2 separate regions of the Mus musculus genome follow, and region 2 is linked to region 1. Evidence: chromatin loops called from intact Hi-C (ENCODE). Cell type or tissue: gastrocnemius. All regions are shown on one strand. Links, peaks and the distances in the headings refer to the core of each region. The heading gives the core; the rest is flanking DNA.

Evidence for each region. A loop is a pair of places that touch in the nucleus more often than their neighbours do. Peaks named below come from ENCODE experiments on the same cell type or tissue, not always from the same donor. Only the 100,000 strongest peaks of a DNase experiment are listed, where the experiment ranks them.
Region 2: it touches region 1 in a loop (1.8-fold over the local background); 6 of 42 quality-filtered maps call a loop at or near these places.

Annotation. Positions count from the first base shown.
Region 1 is chr6:92,149,442-92,159,950 of GRCm38, forward strand. Nr2c2 (nuclear receptor subfamily 2, group C, member 2) reads left to right here. Exons shown (of 15, transcript NM_001347342.1): 4 at 163-363; 5 at 2,874-2,976; 6 at 4,894-5,073; 7 at 7,131-7,278; 8 at 7,965-8,058; 9 at 8,889-9,022; 10 at 9,771-9,948. Gm46967 (a long non-coding RNA gene) reads right to left here and starts at 7,969. Exons shown (of 3, transcript XR_001785326.1): 1 at 4,847-7,969; 2 at 3,839-3,964; 3 at 1,570-3,020. In gastrocnemius, for the core only: a CTCF peak has its summit at 4,509 (motif pointing right); a DNase peak (open chromatin) is centred at 2,916; H3K27ac peaks cover 14 bases.
Region 2 is chr6:92,100,050-92,110,558 of GRCm38, forward strand. It overlaps Nr2c2 (nuclear receptor subfamily 2, group C, member 2), which reads left to right. Exons shown (of 15, transcript NM_001347342.1): 2 at 5,233-5,316. The coding sequence starts at 5,257. Among named protein-coding and RNA genes, the nearest start is that of Nr2c2, 13 kb to the left of the region's middle. In gastrocnemius, for the core only: no CTCF peak of the experiment used is centred there; a DNase peak (open chromatin) is centred at 5,309; H3K27ac peaks cover 1,112 bases.

The sequences.
Region 1 (10,509 bases), core at 1,189-9,188:
GTCAAGTTGACAGTAGAGATTAGCCATCACAACTGGTGCAGTATATCTTAGACCAGCATCCATTCTAGTGATCACCTCCTAAGCACTGTCTGCAAGTGCAGACAGGTCTAAACAGGTCTAAAGACACACCAAGCAAAGGGGCTTCTATGTTATATCTTGTAGATTGTAACAGACCAGCAGACAGGACAAAAGATCCAGATAGTCACCGCAGTGGATGCCTCTGGATCCTCTAAACAGCAGTTCATCCTAACCAGCCCAGATGGAGCTGGAACTGGGAAGGTGATCCTGGCTTCTCCGGAAACATCCAGTGCCAAGCAGCTCATATTCACCACCTCGGACAACCTTGTCCCTGGCAGGATCCAGGTAAGGCCCATTGACAGGTGGTTGTTTCCAGACGAGGTACTGAACCACTTCTCAGCTCAGTTTTGCCTTGCCTTTGGGAATTTACAAGCATGGTGGGATTGCTGCCTTAGCTAAATTAAAAACCAGTAAATTGAACGGCCACACCCAGAAGACAAGCAGGAACAGTAAGAAGGGATAAAAGCTAATCCAAGGAAAAGACACTGGCATAGGCAAGGTTATGAGGCCACTGGAGAATTGTTCTTAAAGGGCCGCATGGTGGAAACCATTAGCCTCAGATATCTTTAAGGCACCCTCTGGAGCTGACCACTCTTACCTCAGTCTCATGTAGGTGGCCAACCTAGGTCCAGTTCTTCATTTTGATATGACATATTTTCCAGAAACTATTCTGTACTTCTGTCTCCTGCTCTGTCTTACCTATTTCTATTCTGAGAGGGAGGAGCAAGATGAGCAAGATGGGATTGGGAGCAGCCACATTCAATCAATAAGGGCAGCCACAATAAACAAATAAACAAACAAATAAATAAAGATGCTGAGGGGAAAGCAGGGCCAATTGTAAGGTTGGAGGCTCTATGCCAGCGCCTCAGAGTAGTCAGGAACAAGTATGTTTTGACATAGTCTATGTTAAATTTTTTTTGACTTATTTTTGAGACAGGGTCTTTATATAGCCCTGCCTGTCTTGGAACTCATTATGTAGACCATGTTGGCCTCGAAGTCACAGAGATCTGCCTGTTTCTGCCTCCCGAATGCTGGGATTAAAGGTATATGCCACCATATCTGGCTTGATTTTTGTTTTTTAATTTGTGAATTGTCCATAATGTAAAATTTACCATCTTAATCATTATTGTAGCCCCATCTGTAAATCTTTTCATCTTCCCAAACTGAAACACTGTACCTATTTGGGCTCTCACACATAAGCCACGGTGAAAAGATGGGAGAAGTCAGTGTTCTATTCCCTTTCCCTCAAGCCCTGCTCAATTTCCTGCTCGCACCTCACCCACTCCCAGCCCATGGGAGTGTTTGTGTGTTCAAGTGCATATTTTTAGTAAGTTTAGATGCTTGTAGAAACTTGAGAGGTGTTCAGTCACCTAGAGTTAGAGTTGTAAGCAGTTGTGAACTCCCCAAATTTGAGTGCTGAGAACTGAATTTGAGTCTTCCACAAGAACATTATGAACTCTTAACTTCAAAGACATCTCTTCAGACTCTATATCTGTTTAAAATATTTTTGATGCATTTATATATTTATGACATTTTATATTACATATATGGCAAATTTATATTTTGTATTTTACATATGAATGCATACATGGTACAGCATATGTGTGGAGGCCAGGGGGCATCTTACAAGAGTTGGCTCCTCGCATGTGGGTTCATGGGATTGAACTCAGATTGTCAGGGTTAGCAGCGGGTGCCTCTTCCCACTGAGACTTTTTGCTGGCTCTACATCTTATTTTTTGATATGTCTCTCAAAACTAATTTGGAGAGGCTGCCTGCCTGACCAGTAAGCCTGGTGATCCAAGGTCTTACTGGCCTTGTGCTTACACAGCAAGGTCTTTACTGACTGACCCATCCGCCAGCCCTTGTTTTTATCCTTTCATCTATTGGTTGATACCTGGTTAGTCCCACTGTTTGGCTATTACTGATGTGTGGAGCATTCTTTCTACTATAGAGAGAAACTTCAGAACCTCCTTTTTCCCTTGATGAGCTAGACTTAGACAGCCAGTGTGTTCTGCTTTCAGAAAGTTCTCTGAGAGAGCTAGCAGTACAGCTAACCAGCATTATCTATCTTATTCTCCTTCTCCTAAAGTGTGTTCTGATCTTTTGATGTTCAACTATCCATTTTGTTAAAAAGCACAGGTTTGTGAAAGACTGGCTTCTGATGTTGTCATTTCACAGGTGGTTTTTACCTGATTTCTGTATACGGCCCAATCGTGTGAGATTCGTTTGAAGGTCTATTGTGTGCTCAAATTAAGTACATTTTAAAAATAACCATTCTTTAAAATTTCTTAGCTTGATATCAGTTGTTTTCTCCTAGATGGATAGCACTGTTTGTAATCTAGAGAGTTACCTACAAGTGAGAGGAAATAGCAGGCTTCTGTTGTCAGCTGTACTAGTTCATCTCTCCATTACCAGGTGCTTCAACAAACAGTCCAATCAGGAAAGTCTGGGTGTGACAAACATGCCAGGTTGTATATTTCCATGTTGTTCGATGGGATGAGAAACATAGCTGAAGAACCTTACCTATTCTTTACCTTAGAGAATCTATATGTGATCCCTATGTGGCCTCCAGTTTTGGTGATAGTCACAGGATAGAGTAATCATTGACATGTGCAGGCCAGTGGGGAAGCAGAATTACCTGGCTGTTGAATGAAGAAGCTGTTGGTTAAAGTAATCCTAGTTCTACCTAGAGTTCTTTTAGTTTAGATGCCTAAGACAGGGGGATGCACAACTAGATGTTACTTTACTTAGTTATCTAGCTTTTAATTGGCACTGTTTGTTTGCCAACATCTTAGATCGTCACGGATTCTGCTTCTGTGGAGCGTTTGCTGGGGAAGGCAGACGTCCAGCGGCCCCAGGTGGTGGAGTACTGTGTGGTCTGTGGCGACAAAGCCTCTGGTATGTGACTCCGGCTTCTGGCACGTATCAAGGAGCAACATGACCTTTTATAGGGTAGGAAAGTGGTTAGTTGAGAAAGAACATTTTATGTAGGTTTCAAACATGAACCTCACATAATAAGCAAAGTAGTTGTCAGATTATTCAAATTGATAGGAAAAGTCAAGAAACTCTGAGATTTGTTTCCAATTGTTTATATGCTATTAAGTAAAAAAATTTTTCTCATCTTGTTTATATCACCCAAGGTGTGTTATGTATATAATTCCCCCGATCCAAATTGTCTCACTTTTCTTTTTATCCTTTTACTAAACCCTGTGTGATAAGCTTCTATGATGGAGTAGGAACCATGCTGTGCCCCTTGGAAAAGTGTACGCAGACGTGCATGCATGCCTCTCTCTCTCTCTCTCTCTCTGTGTGTGAGTGTGTGTGTGTGTGTGTGTGTGTGTGTGTACTCTTAGTGGAGACCCAAGGCCTCTGGTGAGTTATTTAAATCTGTGTTTCTGGTGTCCTTCAAGGAGAGCCCAAAGGCTTCCGCAGTTAGTGCTCTGATGGAGACAGGAGGCTTGCTAGCACTGGGGAGCCATAGAAGGTAAGCAAAGCAGTAAGGCAGGCAGTGGGAATGAAGAAGCTCAGCTCAGGGATCTGGGGCATAGACCTGAGTTCTGAAGCAGCTTTTTTCCACTCACAGGAAGTCTGGAGGGTTTGTTGTCCTGGATTTCATTTTGTCCTTTTGAAAAAGGGGTTTGACCAAATCTAGGAGGATGCTTCAGAAGGAAGCATCTTCAGAAGCTTTGTTTTTTTTTTTTTTTTTCCTTTAAGCTGGTTTTACCATTTCTCTGCCATTGGTACCTGCTTCTGATCCTACCTTGTCTTGGTAAAGCCAGTCCATCCTACCACTTAAAGGCCCATCTTCCCCTGGAAGCAGGTAGACAGCGCTGTCACTGGTTCTGATTGTGTTTCTCCAGGCTGTCCAGACATCTTGTACATTTTCCTATAATCGAAATGGACTTTCTCATTGGAGTGTTTGAGCAAAATCTATGTCTGCTAAACAAGGAGACACACTGCAGATGTTCGAATACATGAAGTAGGGACAGAAACAGCCAAAAACTGCCTGGTTTCCTTGTTGCTCAGGGTTCTTCTGAGCTTCAAGGAAAGGCCTCATCACATAGCCTTATAGTGCCACTGTTTCCAGCTCTTAGAAGTCACCCAGATAGCAAATTTAAGGAGACATTACAAAAAAAGGTCAAGGCAGTATTGACATGGGGTCAATTCAGTACCATAGTGCTTCAAAGGAAAATGAGATCCTCCAAATTAATCTCTAGTCAGTGTGAACAGTGATGCTGTGAAGTTTCCTAACAGTTGAGCTGTGTAGGCTTGGGTTCTGGAAGCAAGAGAAGTCCAGAAAGTATAAGGTTATGATATACAGTAGCACTTTATCAGCTAAGAAGGATGAGCTGAGGTCATTAGCTAAATAAAGACCGAGTAAGTGAGCAGAGAAATGAGCTGTGATTTGTAGCCATGTTCCTGGAAGGGCCTCAAGGGGGTGCTTAGAGACAAGGACTTTGACTCAGAAAGTAAGCAAGAATATAGGAATGATAGACTGTTTAGTCTGGCAGTAAGAGTAGACACCAAGCTGCTTCTATAGCCAAGTATGCAGACTGGAGGAGAGTTGCCTGAACTGCTCTGTGTGTTGGGATGGTTGTGTGCCAAGAGCAGTCACATCATATATGAGCTTTGGGTTTCCATCATGACCTTACAAGGTTTCTGTAGAGATATGGACATATGAGGTAGACATAGTGTTGGGCTGTCATTAACCCCTGTGGTGACAGCACCTGACAGTGCACCCAGTGAGAACAGGGCTGGGACAGTTCACCTCTGCTCATGAGGAGCCAAATCATGTGCTCATTCACTTCCCTTCAGGCCGGCACTATGGGGCTGTCAGTTGTGAAGGTTGCAAAGGTTTCTTCAAAAGGAGCGTGAGGAAGAATCTGACCTACAGCTGTCGGAGCAGCCAAGACTGCATCATCAACAAGCACCACCGTAACCGCTGCCAGTTCTGCCGGCTGAAGAAGTGCCTGGAGATGGGCATGAAAATGGAGTGTGAGTAGCAGGGCCCCATCAAGCTAGTAAATGCCTGCTAAATAGGTGTGGTTTACCTTTGACTTTAAAGGGGGTGGGAAGTAGGGGAGGGGGTGGTGGAAATACTCAGAAAAGCTTCATTGTGCTTTACCTAAATTCTGGGCAGCCAGGTAGTCCAGAGCTGACACTACTGGGTTTTGACAGTATACATGGTATATACGAAAGTCCCTTTCCCAATCAATCAGAAAACAGGACAGGAGGAATGGAGATTAGGTAACGACAGCTTCAGAGTAAAGCTGAGACCAAGGCTAAAGAGTTACCAGAAACAGTTCCTTTCTCAATCCCTGGGCCTCGTCTGTGACCCATCCAAGTGGAAGCAGCCACAAAAGGGTTGAAACCCTCCTCTCAGTAGTATTCTGAAACTAGTCTTTCATTCACAAGGACCATTCATTGAATCAGTTTCTAACGGTGAAATCTTAAGAACCAGGTCCCAAAATAGGCAACACAGAAAAGTCACTGTGAGCAAGCTGTGCTTAAGTGTACAGTAAGGATGGAAAGGAACAGAGTCAGGCCTACAACAGGCTAATAGTGCCTCATGGCTCCTAGGAAGACTAGAGCCAGTGGATTTCATTATTGTTTCCTATTCTAGGACTAGGACAATACAAAATTCACTGGGGAACAAGAAGTATGCTTGCAACCTGTACAACCACAGTCAGTATAATATATACATGTCTAGCTTAGGGTAGGTCTGCACTGTCATACTTACAGGTTGTCCTTAGTTGTAAGCAGTGATGGGACTAAACTTGGTCAATCACAAGCATAGTTGCAAACTCACAGTCCAACTGCATTTCAACTTAGTAGTAAGGCATCTGGACCCAAGGCTTGGTCTCTTGCTTTTAAGAACAGTTTGTGCAGAACTCGGGAGGCAGAGGCAGGCGGATTTCTGAGCTCGAGAACAGCCTGGTCTACAGAGTGAGTTCCAGGACAGCCAGGGATACACAGAGAAACCCTGTCTCGAAAAACAAAACAAAACAAGAACAGTTTGTGGGCTGGGGAGATGGCTCGATGTGTAAAGTGTCTACTGTATTAGCATGAAGATGTGAATTCAGATTTCAGGCACCTGTGTAAGAGCTGGGTGGTGTTACTAATGTGTGTAGTTGTAGCACTAGGGGTGAAGACAGGTAGATCAGCAGAGCTTGCTGGCCATGCCAACCTAGCCAATCAGTGATCTCCATGATCACTGAAAGACCCTAAATCAAAACAAAGGAGAAAAACAGTAATAGAAAATCCTCAATGTTGATCTCTGGCCTCTGTATATACATAAACTGTACACCCCACCCCCCCAAGATCTAGATTTTCTTCAGTTGCTTGTGACAAACATATATCATTTAAAATTTTATTTTAGTTTTAATTATGTATGTGTATGTGTCTATGTATACTGTGTACATATGAATGTATGCACCTATCAAGGGCCTTAGATCTCCCTAGTGCTGTAGTTGCAGGCAGTTGTAAGCTGTCTAAAGTGAGTGCTGGGAACTGAACTCTGGTCCCCTTTAAGAGTAATATATTCTTAACTTCTGAGCTTTCTCCAGCCCCTATATGCCCATGCTTAAGCTTGGTTGCTGGGAAAGAAATTGCTGTATGTAGCTAACAGCCTCCAGTTTGCTGAAGCTCTTCAGACTGAATGAAGTTGGACTCTAGCAATTTGTGGCATGGTATAATCTATATGAAGGATCCACTTGAAGATTGACATTTCTTATCCTGGGCTGAGCCCAGCTGGTTAGTGACAGAAGTTTAAAAACAAAACAAAACAAAACAAAAAAAAAACCCAAACAGTAGAATATATTGGCCTCCTTAGGTCACATCAGAGTGGCAGTTTCTGAGCAAGCATCACCTGCCATCTTGAGCCTTTGTATGCCTTTGCTTTGGGGTTGTTGATTTTGACTCTTTGCATTGATTGGAAAGCCCATGGTGACCAAATGCCAGAGTTACAGATTTGCTAAGAAACAACTTCAGCATGTTACAGTGTTTATTCATTTGATTCTTTTTCTCTAAATGTGAATATGTTGTCATTTAAGCTGTACAGAGTGAACGGAAGCCCTTTGATGTGCAACGGGAGAAACCAAGCAATTGTGCTGCTTCCACTGAGAAGATCTATATCCGGAAAGACCTGAGAAGTCCTCTGATAGCCACTCCCACATTTGTGGCAGACAAAGATGGAGCAAGGTCAGTCTCCTGTTCCCACAAAGTAGTACTGTGTTCAGCCTCCACACTGGCCTGAAGAAGCACAGATATTCCTGGAAAGGGCACACACGTGGCTCTCACCTGCTTCCCATAGCTCTGGCATGTCTCATTCTGTCTTTTGATCCACTTAAGGTTGCTGAGAGTCACTTCAGGACACAACTGATCCTAAGGGTTAGACTTTATTCATTAGCTGTCTATAGCTCAAAATAAAGGCCTTTTTTTTTTTTTTTTTTTTTTTTTTTACAATATAGAAGAAAATACCAGATGCCACAAACTAACTTGTTCATTCTTTTTAACACACTGTGTTGAACTGGTTTTAAAGAGAACTGAAATAAGGAGCCAGAAATCCAAAATGTATTACACAAAAGCTGGAGTTGAGGGTCTCTGGACAATTCTTTGAGTATCAGTTAAACTTTGGGAAGAATGGCCACAGTTAGTATAGAAGGCCTAGGGTTAGGCATCTGTGTTCTGTGCTCCCTCAGCCTGATGCCTAGCTTTGTAACGAGCTCATGAGCGAGAGCAGACAAGTGGCCACTCACCCTGGGCTGAATGTTACAGCTTTTCTCTTGTAGACTGCCTGGCATATATGGAAGCCAACTGAATGTAGCATGAACATAATGTGCAGAAAATGTTAGATACTACTCTGGGTTTCTTTGTGTCTTAAATAGACAAACAGGTCTTCTTGATCCAGGGATGCTTGTGAACATCCAACAGCCTTTGATACGTGAGGATGGTACAGTTCTCCTGGCCGCGGATTCCAAGGTAACACTCTCTCCTGTGTTGCAGTGCAGGCTGCTTTTCCAACTATACCTGCTCTCTTGGCCATCAGACATGATGCTGAAAGCATAGCCTCCTGTAGCTACATTAATTTCTCATGATAATAGTCATCCTAGGACTTGTTCTAAAGATGCTTGTGGTTTTCAGATACTCCACTCAGGGCTGAATGGCAATAGTCACTATCACATGGCAGCTTTGTGGACATTCAATGGTTCTTCACATGGCATCTTTGTAGACATTCTATGGTTCTGTTCCCTATTAATGTAATCCCCTTATTCTACATATTGGCAGGCTCCCATTATGCTGGGAAGGTAGCTATTTTTTCTAAAGCAGCCTTTTGTAAAAGCTCCAGTTCTTTCCCATTAGATAATTTGTAATAGGCTAACAAATGAGCCATAAATAACGAACTTATAGACTGAGATGTCTGTTGGTCCAAGAGGTCATCTCCCATTGTGCCATCTGCACAGTATGTTGTGGTTCTACCGTAATTTATTAATCAGTTCTGTGCTTAAACTTTGCTACTGGGGCTGGGTGGAGTGGTGTGCTACTTTATCTGTTCTGTCATTTTATCACAATGTTATTGCATCACATATGTGGATCTGTGTATGTGGCTGTAACCAAAATACAAAAACACAAAAGCCTGATCCATTCTGATCCAGTTGATATACAAAAAGATCTTCCTAGCATGACTCCATTCACACCTAGAAGCTGGCCTTAGATAAACATGATACCTTCTTCATTTCATTGCCCTTAAGTCATTCTCCTGTGTATGCTCATTTTTTAGTGTTACTATATTACTATTATTTTTTTAATAGGCTGAAACAAGCCAAGGAGCTCTAGGTACACTGGCAAATGTAGTGACCTCTTTGGCCAACCTGAGTGAATCTTTGAACAACGGTGATGCTTCAGAAATGCAGCCAGAGGACCAGTCTGCAAGTGAGATTACTCGGTATGAGCCCCTCTGATACTCTACATTCCTGGCACTGTGTTGTAAGGATAGATGCCAACATTTGGCACTTATGCTATAAATGAGTTTTATATTTTTATTTTTGGTCCTGGAAATTGACCTCTGCCTCTGCTTGTGTATAAGACAAGCGCTGTGCCAGTGAACTACATACTTCAAAAATACTCCAACTTGTGTCTAATTAAAGAACTATAAAGTTGTCAAAACAACCCCACATATCTGTTGTCTTCCACATTTAACTATGGGAATTTACAATGAAGGAGAACCCACTTATATCATGTGACAATAAGGCAGTCAGAGCTGCAGTTGGCTCCTTAAACCGGGGTCTTCATCAAACAAATGTTCTTTGACTCGAGCACTGTGTAATGAACCTGCACAAAACAGCATACCTCTTTCTGTTTCTGTTTCTCTTTGCTCACACCTGTTTTCTGAGTGGTACATGCTAGCTAATGGAAAGCAATAGTTGGTTCCAGGTGGCATTGGCTAGCTGCTCAGGGTGTTTCTTCCCTGCTGCTTGGCCCTTGTGTTTTACTCTTCTGTGCTCTATTCTGGCCTTAGTGTCAGGCCAGATGGGGACTTACTGGGAGCTACACAGTCCTCCTGTTAATTTGTAATCCGATGCAATATTGAGACCTCGGTGTAGAGGAAAGCACATGAGATCTAAGTAGAATTAGCTAGGGCTTTCTTACTGTTTATTTGCCATTGATGATGTCTGTTTCATTTTTGCTCGTAGGGCATTTGACACCTTAGCGAAAGCACTTAATACCACAGATAGTGCTTCACCTCCAAGCCTGGCAGATGGGATAGATGCTAGTGGAGGAGGGAGTATCCATGTCATCAGCAGAGATCAGTCAACACCCATCATTGAAGTTGAAGGCCCTCTCCTTTCAGACACACATGTCACATTCAAGGTGAGTACGTTAGCACATGCTATCTACTTCCCCTGTTTGCTAGAGCCAGGTGCTTTACCTATACAGTTTCAAAAGTCAGACCTTGCAATGAGTTCATTTTGTAATTGTGGCAGAATCTTGAATTCCAAAGCATATTCTTGTTGAAAATGACCCTCCAATAAGTGTGGCACATCACAGCCAAGATAGACTGCCATGGTGCTAGCCACTGAGGATCAGGGGCTGGTTGCTCTGCCTTTTCCTATGACAGCAACACAGGCTCGGCCAGGCACCTGTTGGCCTCTCTACTATGTAGAATACTAGTAGGTTCTCAGTCTTTCCCATGCTCTTTCTGTGTCTGCTCTCCCGACAGGGCATCAGAAGGCTCTCCAATCTATAGTCTCCAGAATGAATCTCTTGTCTTAGTACACTCTGTACTGGAGATATCTAGACAGTCATTTGGGTAGATAGGGTCCCTGACTATAGTTGTCCAAGGTTTGTTTCTCAGGTTGCTTCCAAGACACTAGTCCTTTTGAGGACATCATAGCATATGGAACCTTGGCAGGCTGTTCTTCCATTAAGATG
Region 2 (10,509 bases), core at 1,120-9,119, 49 kb before region 1:
GCCTGAGCCTCACAACCAGGGAGACTTGCTCAGGACAATAGGCACTTTGAATGCTGTTAAGTTCTTGTTCAGGTAGGCAGTACATAAGCATGAGTGATTTGAATCCCTTGATCATGAAAGGAAAGATGAGTTCCTAGATTCCAGTTACTGAAGACAGTTTCTCTGTTGCTGAGTGCCATAGCTATACTTCCTGCCCACTGAGAGAGACCTGTTGCTCCCATCAAGAACCTGATTGGCTGTGTTAGGGTCCATATGCCTACTTAACTGAAAACAGGGTTTCATCAGCTGTCAGTCTTCTGTGAGTCTGGAAGAGTTCATTTGTGCTCTTGTTACCCTGTGGTCTGCACCACAGTTTTTACTTACTGTGTCCTGCTGTCATCATGTGCTGCTCAGGATAACTTGTTAGTTTGAAATTAAATTTAAGGATCTACTTTCATTTCTTACTGTTGTCATGAGTCGTTACTGGCTTTTGTTTGCAATATTACTTTTCCTGTCACCTCCACCCTGCTATCAAAAAAGTTTCTTTTGTTGAAGATCAGATACAATCATGTTAAAGCTATTGATGGTTCCCCAGCATCCAGTGTCAGCCTCTGATCTCTCCCATAGTTTTTGGCATATTGCCTGCTGTTCCTCAAATACCTCACTCTGTGTCAGACTTGCTAGTTCCTTAAGAACTGTCCTTCCTGCTTAGAATACTCTCCATTCTTCCTTTCTTTGATAAATTCCCATTTTTAAAAAAGATTTATTTTATGTATGAGTATACTATAGCTGTTTTCAGACACACCACAAGAGGGCGTCAGATCCCATTACAGATGGTTGTGAGCCACCATGTGGTTGCTGGGAACTAAGGGCCTCTGGAAGAGCAGTCAGTGCTCTTAACCGCTGAGCCATCTCTCCAGCCCCAAATTCCCACTTCTTAAAACCTAGTTTAAATATATCTTTAAGATACATGTGGAGAACTACTTGAGGGAGTTGATTCTCTCCTTTTACCATGTAGATCTCAGGCTGTCAGACTTGAGGGCAAGTGCTTTTACAAACCATGGAGGCATCTCACTAACTCTTCTTTAAGATGTCATTAGCTCTCCAGCAGAGGGAGTTACTTCTTCCTTGGGACATTCACCATAGCCATTAAATTGCATCAGGTTCATCAAGGACAAAGGACTTGACTTCCCTTATTTTGTTATTTCTCAACCTTCAGCTCATTGTCTGGTCATCATAGTTTCTTAATAAGAGTTGGTAGGCTATTTGGGGTTTAACACTTTTTTTTTTTTTTTAAACATACAGTGCTATGTCTTGATAGCTCTTGGCAATTAGTTGGGTTCTCTTCTATCAACATGACTTTAGGTACAATTTGAAGATTAGCTAGTTGAAGAGTCATCTTCAGGTTTCTATAGCCAGAACTAGCTGTGTTCTGTTCACAATGCTTATTAATACAACACCAGCTGTTAGTTACTGTTGGTGCTGCTAAGCTTACCTTCATAAACCAAGAAGGCTTTTTCTTTTTGGTGCTTTTGATCAAAGCCCAGATCTTGTGCATACTAAGCAGGCTCTCTTTCACTGAGCCATACATCTAGTTCTTCCAGGTCCCTAAAAGCTTATTTCTGTAGTAATAGGTTTTAGTTTTGTTGTTTCTAGATTTCAGTTATGAAGTTAGTGACTGAGTTTTCCAGCTATCACTGTTCTTTGGAGCTTGCCATTTTGGGAAGGGAGATGCCCTCTAATTGAAAACTGATGCCCCATACTTTGTTCCATATGACTTATGTCTGTGAGGTGTCCTGTGGTTGTATGGTGGTGAGACTTGCCCACATTATCTTTATTTCAGGAGCACTTAGCTACAGGTACCTCACAGCTCTCCTTCCTGACATTTCCTGAGAGTTTGTTTTACTTACTTTTTACATTGTGATGTCCTGCAAGGAGAAGCTTCATACACACACACACACAGAGACACACACACACAGACACACACACACACACGTGCATGCACACACACACAAGAATAGGATTTGGTTTACACACCACATTTTCTAACATGGCTAAATGCAGTTTTAAAACTCTAACTTATCTGCTCTAGTTGGATAAAAGTCTTTCTTTTGGAATCATGGTTGTCTGAAGTTTCTCTGCATGTCCTTTGACTGTCTCCTCTTTTCTTTTCAGAAGGCATACATTACGCCTCTTTCATTTTTATTTAGCAGTTGATGGCTGAAGCTGCTTGGGAGGTAAAAAAACCAACATTGACATCAAGAATTCCAGGAATTCAAGAGATGGTACAGGAAGTGGACAAGGCCTATAAAGCTGTGACAGTGAAATAATGGTGGTAGTAAACAGAAAGATAAATAACCAGTGGTGGACTAGAGAACCTGCCATTATATGTACACACTCAGAAGGAAACCTGAGTTATGATGGCAGAGATGACATTACAGATCAGTGATGAAAGGATAGGTCGTTCAGTCCACGGTGCTGGAAAATTGATGTCTGTGCCTGACTCATCACACTCAAAAAACTAATGGGCACATGGATTAAGAGCTTACAAAGTGAATGATAACATTATTTAGCACTTATATAATAAAATATGTACCATGGTATTTTTAACCCTAGGGTAGGACAGAATGTCCTTAAAACATTAAAATGCAGACTGCCAGGGCTGGCAGGATGGCTTGGGGTAGGTGCTTCAATCTTTAGAGCCCTTGTAAAGGCAGAAGAATCAGCTGCAAATTATCCTCTTCACATGTGCACCACCACATACACATGCATCCCCACTGTATGCTAATAAGTAAAAAAAGTAATACACACTTCTAAAATATTGATCCATTCAGCATTAATATCATACTGCTAGTCAAGACATGTTAAAGGATGGGTGAAGACATTCACAAATGTATACACTTACACAGTCAAATAGTATCCAGAATCCTTAGGTTTTTAAAGTTTAACAGATGTACTATTTCCTGACTTATACATATGGTTACTAGAATTATTTTGAGACTCATAACTATTTTAAGTTGACTGTCCCTGCAGATTTAAAGTGATTCAGGGTAGAGGTACAGTTTGGTGCTTTCGTAGCAGGTTTAAAGCTGTGAATTTGGTCCTTAGCAATATAAAACAAAAGCAAAACAAAGCCCATAAAGTGGACCATTGGAATTCAGACAGTTGTCTATGGGGTTTTTTCAGGAAATCCCATAAAAAGAAAGGTCTTTTAAAGAATATTCTGATATTTCTATATTATTCAATAATAATTCTCTACCAGTGTTCCAGTGTATTTAGGGTCACTTATTTGTACTTAAAACTACAGTTAGCAGCAGAAACAGTGACTATGTTTCAGAGTTATAAAATGATTAGTTGTGGCTGTCTGTCTGGATTGAATTCTTATCATATGTTACCTATTGGCTATCATTATTTTCTTCGTTGAAGAGTGCAAGTCTAGACCTCATACATGTAGCTGTGTGTTACGACTTACTTGTCTGAATATCTCAAATGTTGCTTTCCTTTCTTTTTCTGTTTCTCTAAGTTGGAACCAAATCATAGCAAGGACAAAATAAATAAATAAGTAACAAAAAAATTTAGACAAAAACCAGTGTTCGTTCCCTCTTGGATTTTTTTTTTTTTTTTTTTTTTTAAGAAACAAAAAGTTTTAGCTACTTACAAAAAAACAAAAAACAAAAAACAAAAGCAAGCAAGCAAGCAGACTGGTAGTATAGCTTACTGGTAGAATGTGCTTAGCATGTGATAGGCTCTAGATTTGTTCCTTAGCCCCATTATACACTGAAAGAAAAGACTTCAGAGTAAGAAGATGACTAACCCCTATAGCTCATGCCTGGCCATATTATATGGAGGTGACTCACTGATATCTGTGACCTGGTATCGTGTCCCTGTTGATGCAGTATCTGTACTTACAGGTTCTAGGTCTTTTTATGTTGTCAACCAGTTTCACACTCCATTCACCACTCATCATTTATGCAGTGAAACAATCTAAATGGAAATTAATAGAAGTGGCTACCTAATAATGGGTAGAAGAATACAGAAAATGGCCACAGTTAAAAAGCTTGGAGATCTGAGCCTCATAAGTAGGAATGCCATAGAAAGGTACGTTGTGAAACTATTCATTGTATAATAGTCCAAGCAAGCAAATGAACTAGTTGTGCATCTGTGTATATTACACATAGATATATTGTACAGTAACACTGAACAGTTTTTATGTACAAATTCAAAGATAATTCTGATAGAGCTTGTTTTCCTGTTTTGCCTGGGACCTATCCAGATAATGAATTGTCCCAAATAAACCCTGGCTTTTGAAAAGTGTCTAGGGAATACTCATGGAGCTGTCTTGTTTGTGCCCAGAAGAGATAGAGGGTCAGCAGTGAATGTGTTTAAGTGACTCTGACCTAGGAGGCTATCAGGCTTTTTGGTCTTCCTCAAATTTTACAAATGATAGCATCAATATATTTTTTTCTATTAGTAGAAAGCTAGGGACACACACACACACTCACTCTCTCTCTCACTCTCTCTCTCTCTCTCTCTCTCTCTCTCTCTCTCTCTCTCCTTCAATCCCAACATTTGGGAGGCAGAGGCAGGTGTTGGATCTCTGTGTGTTTGAGGCTAATCTGGTTTACAAAGCAAGTTCCAAGCCTGCTAGAGCTTCACAGTGAGACTCTGTCTCAAATATATATTAATAGATACATATTAGTAAATTGATGGGTACCTTGTCTTGTTAGCATATTCTTTTTTTGTTGTTAGCATATTCTTGTTCTCTCTTTGTTAGTGTATTGTTTGTCTTCCAGCCTGTAAATGAGGTGTGTAATCTGAGCATGGTTTTGCTTCTCATATTGCCACTAGTAATAAAAGTTTAGTGATAGCAATCTAGCAAGCTAGTATTCTGTCCAAAGTTGACGGTTTTCTCAGATAGCCACCATTTTACTCAGTGTACTGTGACTAAGAGCTATCCAAAAAGGTATGTGAAGTTTCCACCTCTTTGAGAGGTTAAACCAAGAAGATCTTATAAGTCCCTTATTCCTTTGCATTTATATCTGCCAAGAGAAATTTACCAATTTGAAATGTTTCTACAAAAAGTTGGTACATTAATTTTATGGCATATCTAGATATGATTACCCTGCTGGCTTTGTTTCCTTTAGAAGGCATGGTCCTTGTAAGATAGTATCAAAGATGAATTCTGATGAGTGATAATTTTCAAGTAGCCTGGCTTTCCACACCTGATAGAAGTTGCTGCATTTTTCCAAACAGGTTCTCTAATGATCTTGCTTCACCATGGCTACAAATATGGAGGGGCTGGTTCAGCACAGAGTGGGGACCCAGCAGGTGGCTGAGGTGAGTGACAGGGGCTAGCACAATAGCTGGCACCCTTGCTTTTGAAAGGGTAGAAATCAGTATGCTCTGTGGTTTTCAAAACAGTCCCAAAGAAGTCAGCACATGATTCAAATCCAAAGCAGGATGCTGACACTAAATACAAATGACAAAAGCAGCTGTGAGTAGGTTTTTCTGCATGGGTAGGATGGGTGTGTACAATAAGATGACTTGAAATTTTATCTCAGTCTCAAGTCAACAAATCTGATTTTTATTGTGCAGTAATTTTAATTCTAAGGCTGTGTCTTGGTTTCTTATATACTTGTTATTGCACAATGGTAGATCAGATTGTTTAACCACTTGCAACTGTCTACAGTACTGAAATACAGGGGTGCTTACCACACCCAATTAAGGAGTACCAGTAAGTGTAACTGTGTGCACTTAGATGGGCCTTCAATGACAAGCATTTTTCAGACAGGCCTAGGTAAGTATAGTGAGAAATTTTGTGACAGATTCTAGAGGGGTTAACATGAGAAATTTAGGAAAAGGGATCGAGGCATAAAACAGCTTGGTACCTGTAGGCAGCATGATGTGTAGAGGGGATATAGTCAGGACCAGACCTTGAAAAGTGTCATTACTCTTATCATCACTGATAATATTCAGTAAACCAGACCCTATGCAAGGATAACTCTGATAACCTTTTGAGGTTGGTTACTATTACCATTTTATAGATGAGAAGCCATGCCAAAAACAAAACAAAACAAACAAAACAAAACAAAACAAAAAAAACCAAACCATGTTGTTAGCCAAGAAATTATTGTAGCAGAAATGGGATTCTGACCTAGGTCTTTGTACTTTTTATAAACTTCGCTGGTTTACACTACAACTATGTATTCTACCCTTAGAAGAAATGAAGATTTGCATTTTTAAATTATATTTCTGAAACAAAGACAATTTTACCAAAGAATGGATATTCAAAGAAAAGACATGTGTAAATGTATGTGTGCTTTGCCTGAATTTGTGTTTGTGCACCATATGTGTACAGTGCCTACAGAGGTCAAAAGAGGTATTGGATCCTCTGGAACTAGTGTTACAATGGTTATGAACTGCTGTGTGGGTGCTAAGAATTGAATCCCAGTCCTTTGAAAGAGCAGCCAGTGCTTTTAACCATTGAGCCATTTCTCCAGCCCCTAGAAATATATTTTTAAATATATATATTAGAACTATGAAAATGATGAGGCTTAACTGCTTGTATTGTTTTAATTCATGACAGAAATAATTACCTTGATAATAATTTGTTGGTTTTTCAAGTATTCAGTTTTATTTTCACTTACTAAGGATTTCTGATTTGATAAGTATGCACACAGTCCTAAAAGCCCATCATGAATTCTTTAAGAGAAGAAAAGAACATTAATATCAATTTCATGTGTACATTCATTGAGTCATACATATAAACTAGCTAAAGTTTATTTCTAGGTACCATTCCTAGCCTCATAGTCCCTCTTAGATCTGTGGAGAAAGTCTAAATCTTAACAACCTTCATTGCTCTTTTATCATCGGGGCTTATATATCTTTATTGCATAAAACTTATAGTTTCCATGTAGTGGAGTGTTTACAAATTGAGCTCTCTCTTGCTCTGAAACAGCAGTCACTACTAGCAAGGACATATTCTCAAAGGGGAGAAAGCAGTCATTCCTCCAGTGTCAGATTTCTGAGTCTTGGATTGTCCAAGTTTTATGACTTAAATTTACTTCTCTGCTCTCTTAGGAACTAGACATATACATTTCCATATCCTTGTCAAAAGTAGTGTGTGTGTGTGTGTGTGTGTGTGTGTGTGTGTGTGTATCGCATGACTTTAGACCAGCATTACTATAGACTTGAAGCAGCAAATATATTAGGCTCCTGAGCCAGGTCTGCTTCACCCTGTTCCTTACTCCTATATCTTAATATCTTAATTTGCTTTCTGCTTATAAAAATGTCTTTGCCCTGTTAGTTCTTAACTTATGAAGTATAAACAGTGTCTTTTTTTTTCTTTAAGAACTCTTTCTTTGATATAAAACTATAGAGTTTTGAGTCTTGTGATTCCTTATGGTAACTCTCCATTATATAGACTTTTAAATTTTTTTAAATATATTTTTATGATTATGAGTATTTTGCCTGACATGAGTTCAGATGCCTCATTCCCACATATAAAAAGCAGCAGGATGTGGCAGTGAATATCTATAATTCTAGCAACAGTAAGTTGACTTAGAGGGGTATTCTGAGATCTTGATGGCTAGGCAATCTAGCAGAATCCGTGAGCTCTAGGTTTAGTAAAAGGCTATCACAAAAAATAACAAAGACTAATGTTGGTGTCTGGGAGATGATTGAGTTTCAAAGTTATTGGGGATGGGGGCTGTGGTAAAAATACTCTTGACAACAGCCCCTTAAAGCTGTGTGGTGGTTTGAATGGGAAATGTCCCCATCCACTCATGTATTTGAACTCTTGGTTCCTGGGTGATGATGGTGCTGGTGAGGTGGTGCAGTCTTGGAGTGGGCTTTGAGAGTTTGTCTCTTCCATTTCCTGTTCAATCTCTGTGTTTTTAGTTGAAGTCGTGATCTGTCATTTTTTCCTCCAGCTGCCTGCTCTAACACCTATCCAACTATTATTATCCAACTATTATCTCTCTGGATCTATAAACCAAAGTAAACTTTCTTCTTTAAGTTGCCTTTGTTCATGGTATTTGTCCTAGTTAGGGTATCTCTTACTGTGATGAAATACCACGAACAAAAAGCAAGTTGGGGAGGAAATGGTTTGTCTGCCTTATCCTTCCAGATCATAATCCATCACTAGAGGAAATCAGACAGGAACTCAACTAAGAAGGGTTGGAATCTTGGGGCAGGAGCTGATCCAGAAGCCATAGAGAGGAGTTGCTAGCTGGCCTGCTCAGCCTGTCCTTCTTATTGAACCCAGGACAACCAGACCAGGAATGGCACCACCCACAATAGGCTGGGCCTTCCTCCATTGAATGCTAATTGAGAAAATGCCTCCATCTTATGGAGGCATTTCCTCAACTTGAGGCTTCTTTCTCTGGGATGACTCTAGCTTGTATCATGTTAACACACAAAACCAGCCAGGACAGTACTTTATCCTAGTAACAACAGAAAAGTACCTAATATAGGAAGGAAGGCTTTATTTTGGTTCACGGTTGGAGGTCTAGAATGTTATGGCATGGAAGACATAAGACAGCAAGAGCTTGAAGCAAATTGCAACCACTGTTAGGAAACCGACAGTCCTGGGTGGTTGTACTCAGCTCACTTTCTCTTTTTAATACAGTTCAGGATGACAGACCACAGAATAGTATCCATAGTGGGCCTATCTTTCATTTAACTCAGTAAGATAATCCAGAGCTGGATAAATGTCTCAAAAGGTAAGAGAACTTGTTTTTTGCAGAGGATTCAGGTTCAGTTTCTACCACCCATGTGGTGGCCCACAACCTTCTACAGCATCAGTTCCAGGGATTGAATAACCTCTTCCAACTTCTGTGGGGACCAGGCATGCATGTGGTGTATAGTTATATATAGGTAGGCAAACATTTATATAAAATAAAAATAAATAAATCTGAGGAGGGGAGGGAACTGGGCATGATGGTATATACCTTTAATCCCAGCACTAGGGAAACAGAAGCAGATCTCTTGTAAGTTGGAGGTCAGCTTGATCCACATTAGGAGTTCCAGGCCAGCCAAAGCTACATAGTGAGACTTTAACTTCAAAATAAAACAGGATAAGCCCCTACAGTTGTACATAGAGGCCCATCTCCTAGGTGATTCTGGTTTGAAAGCTGACAATTGAGATTACCATAGTGGATTAGAGTACTTTTTACACAAGCAATAAGACCTAAGTTTAAATTTCAAGTAGCCATGTAAAAGTTGGGCATGGCAGCCTCATACCTTTAACCTCAGCACTTTGAGGGATGTAGATGGAAGGATTGGCGAGGCATTCTGGCCACTGGCCTAGCTCTAGGATCAGTGTAATACTATCAAGGGAAAATAGGGTGAAGAGTGGACACCTGATAATCCTTCTCATACTTCTGCATACAGAGACATGGATGTACACCTATACACACCTGTGTACATCACACACACAAAGTAGGGATCGAGGACAGTGCCTTAGTGTTAGGTTTTTTTGCTCTGAAGAGACACCATGAGCATGACAACTCTTACAAAGAAAAACATTTACTTGAGACTGTCGTACAGTTTCAGAGGTTCATTATCTTCATGGCAAGAAGCATGGTGGCATGTGGGCAAGCAGGAAAAGAATGCCACACTAGGCATGGCTTGAGCATATGAGACCTCAAAGCCCACTCCCCTAAGTAACACACCTCCAATAAGACCATATCTCCTAATAGTACCACTTCCTAATGGCCCGTGGGGACCATTTTTATTCAAACTACCACATTTGGTGCAAAATGCAGTTAGTCTAACCTCAAAAATCCCCATAGTCTGTATACACACACACACACACACACACACACACACACACACACACACACACATTATCAGCATTTAAAAGTCTGTTCAAAGTTCCTTTTGAGACTCATACAGTCTCTTAACTGTAATCCCTTACAAAATCAAAATCAAAAAGCAGATCACATACTTCCTATATATAATGGCACAGGATATATATTACCATTCCAAATAGAAGGTGATACTGGACCAAAGCAAGTCTCTAAACCAGCTAGGCAAACTTCAGACTCTGCATCTTCATGTCAAAGCCTTTCAGATCTCCAATTCCTTTGTGCTTTGTTTTCTGCAACATATTTCTCTTTCTTGGGCTGGTTCCACTCCTGTTAGCAACTATTCTCAGCAGGTATTCCACGACACTGGCATGTCCAACATCTTGGGGTCTTCAAGGCAATCTAGGCTTCACCTTCGTAGCTTCACACAATGGCTTCTCTCTGACACATACCTGGCTTCAGCTGCTTTCCTTGGTCTACAAGGGGGATCCCATAATCCCTTTCTTTTACCCTTGACTCTAAAGCCAGAACCATGTAGCTGAAGCTGCCAAGTTCTGCTGCTTACTGGGGCTGGAATACAGCCCTCTTGTTCTATTATATCTTCCAGCTTTCTGTTTTTCATGGTTTCCTTCACTGTGTAAGTTTGGCTGTCCTGGAACATTCTCTGTAGACCAGGCTGGCCTTGAATTCTGAAATCTGTGTCTGCTTTCCCAGTGTTGGG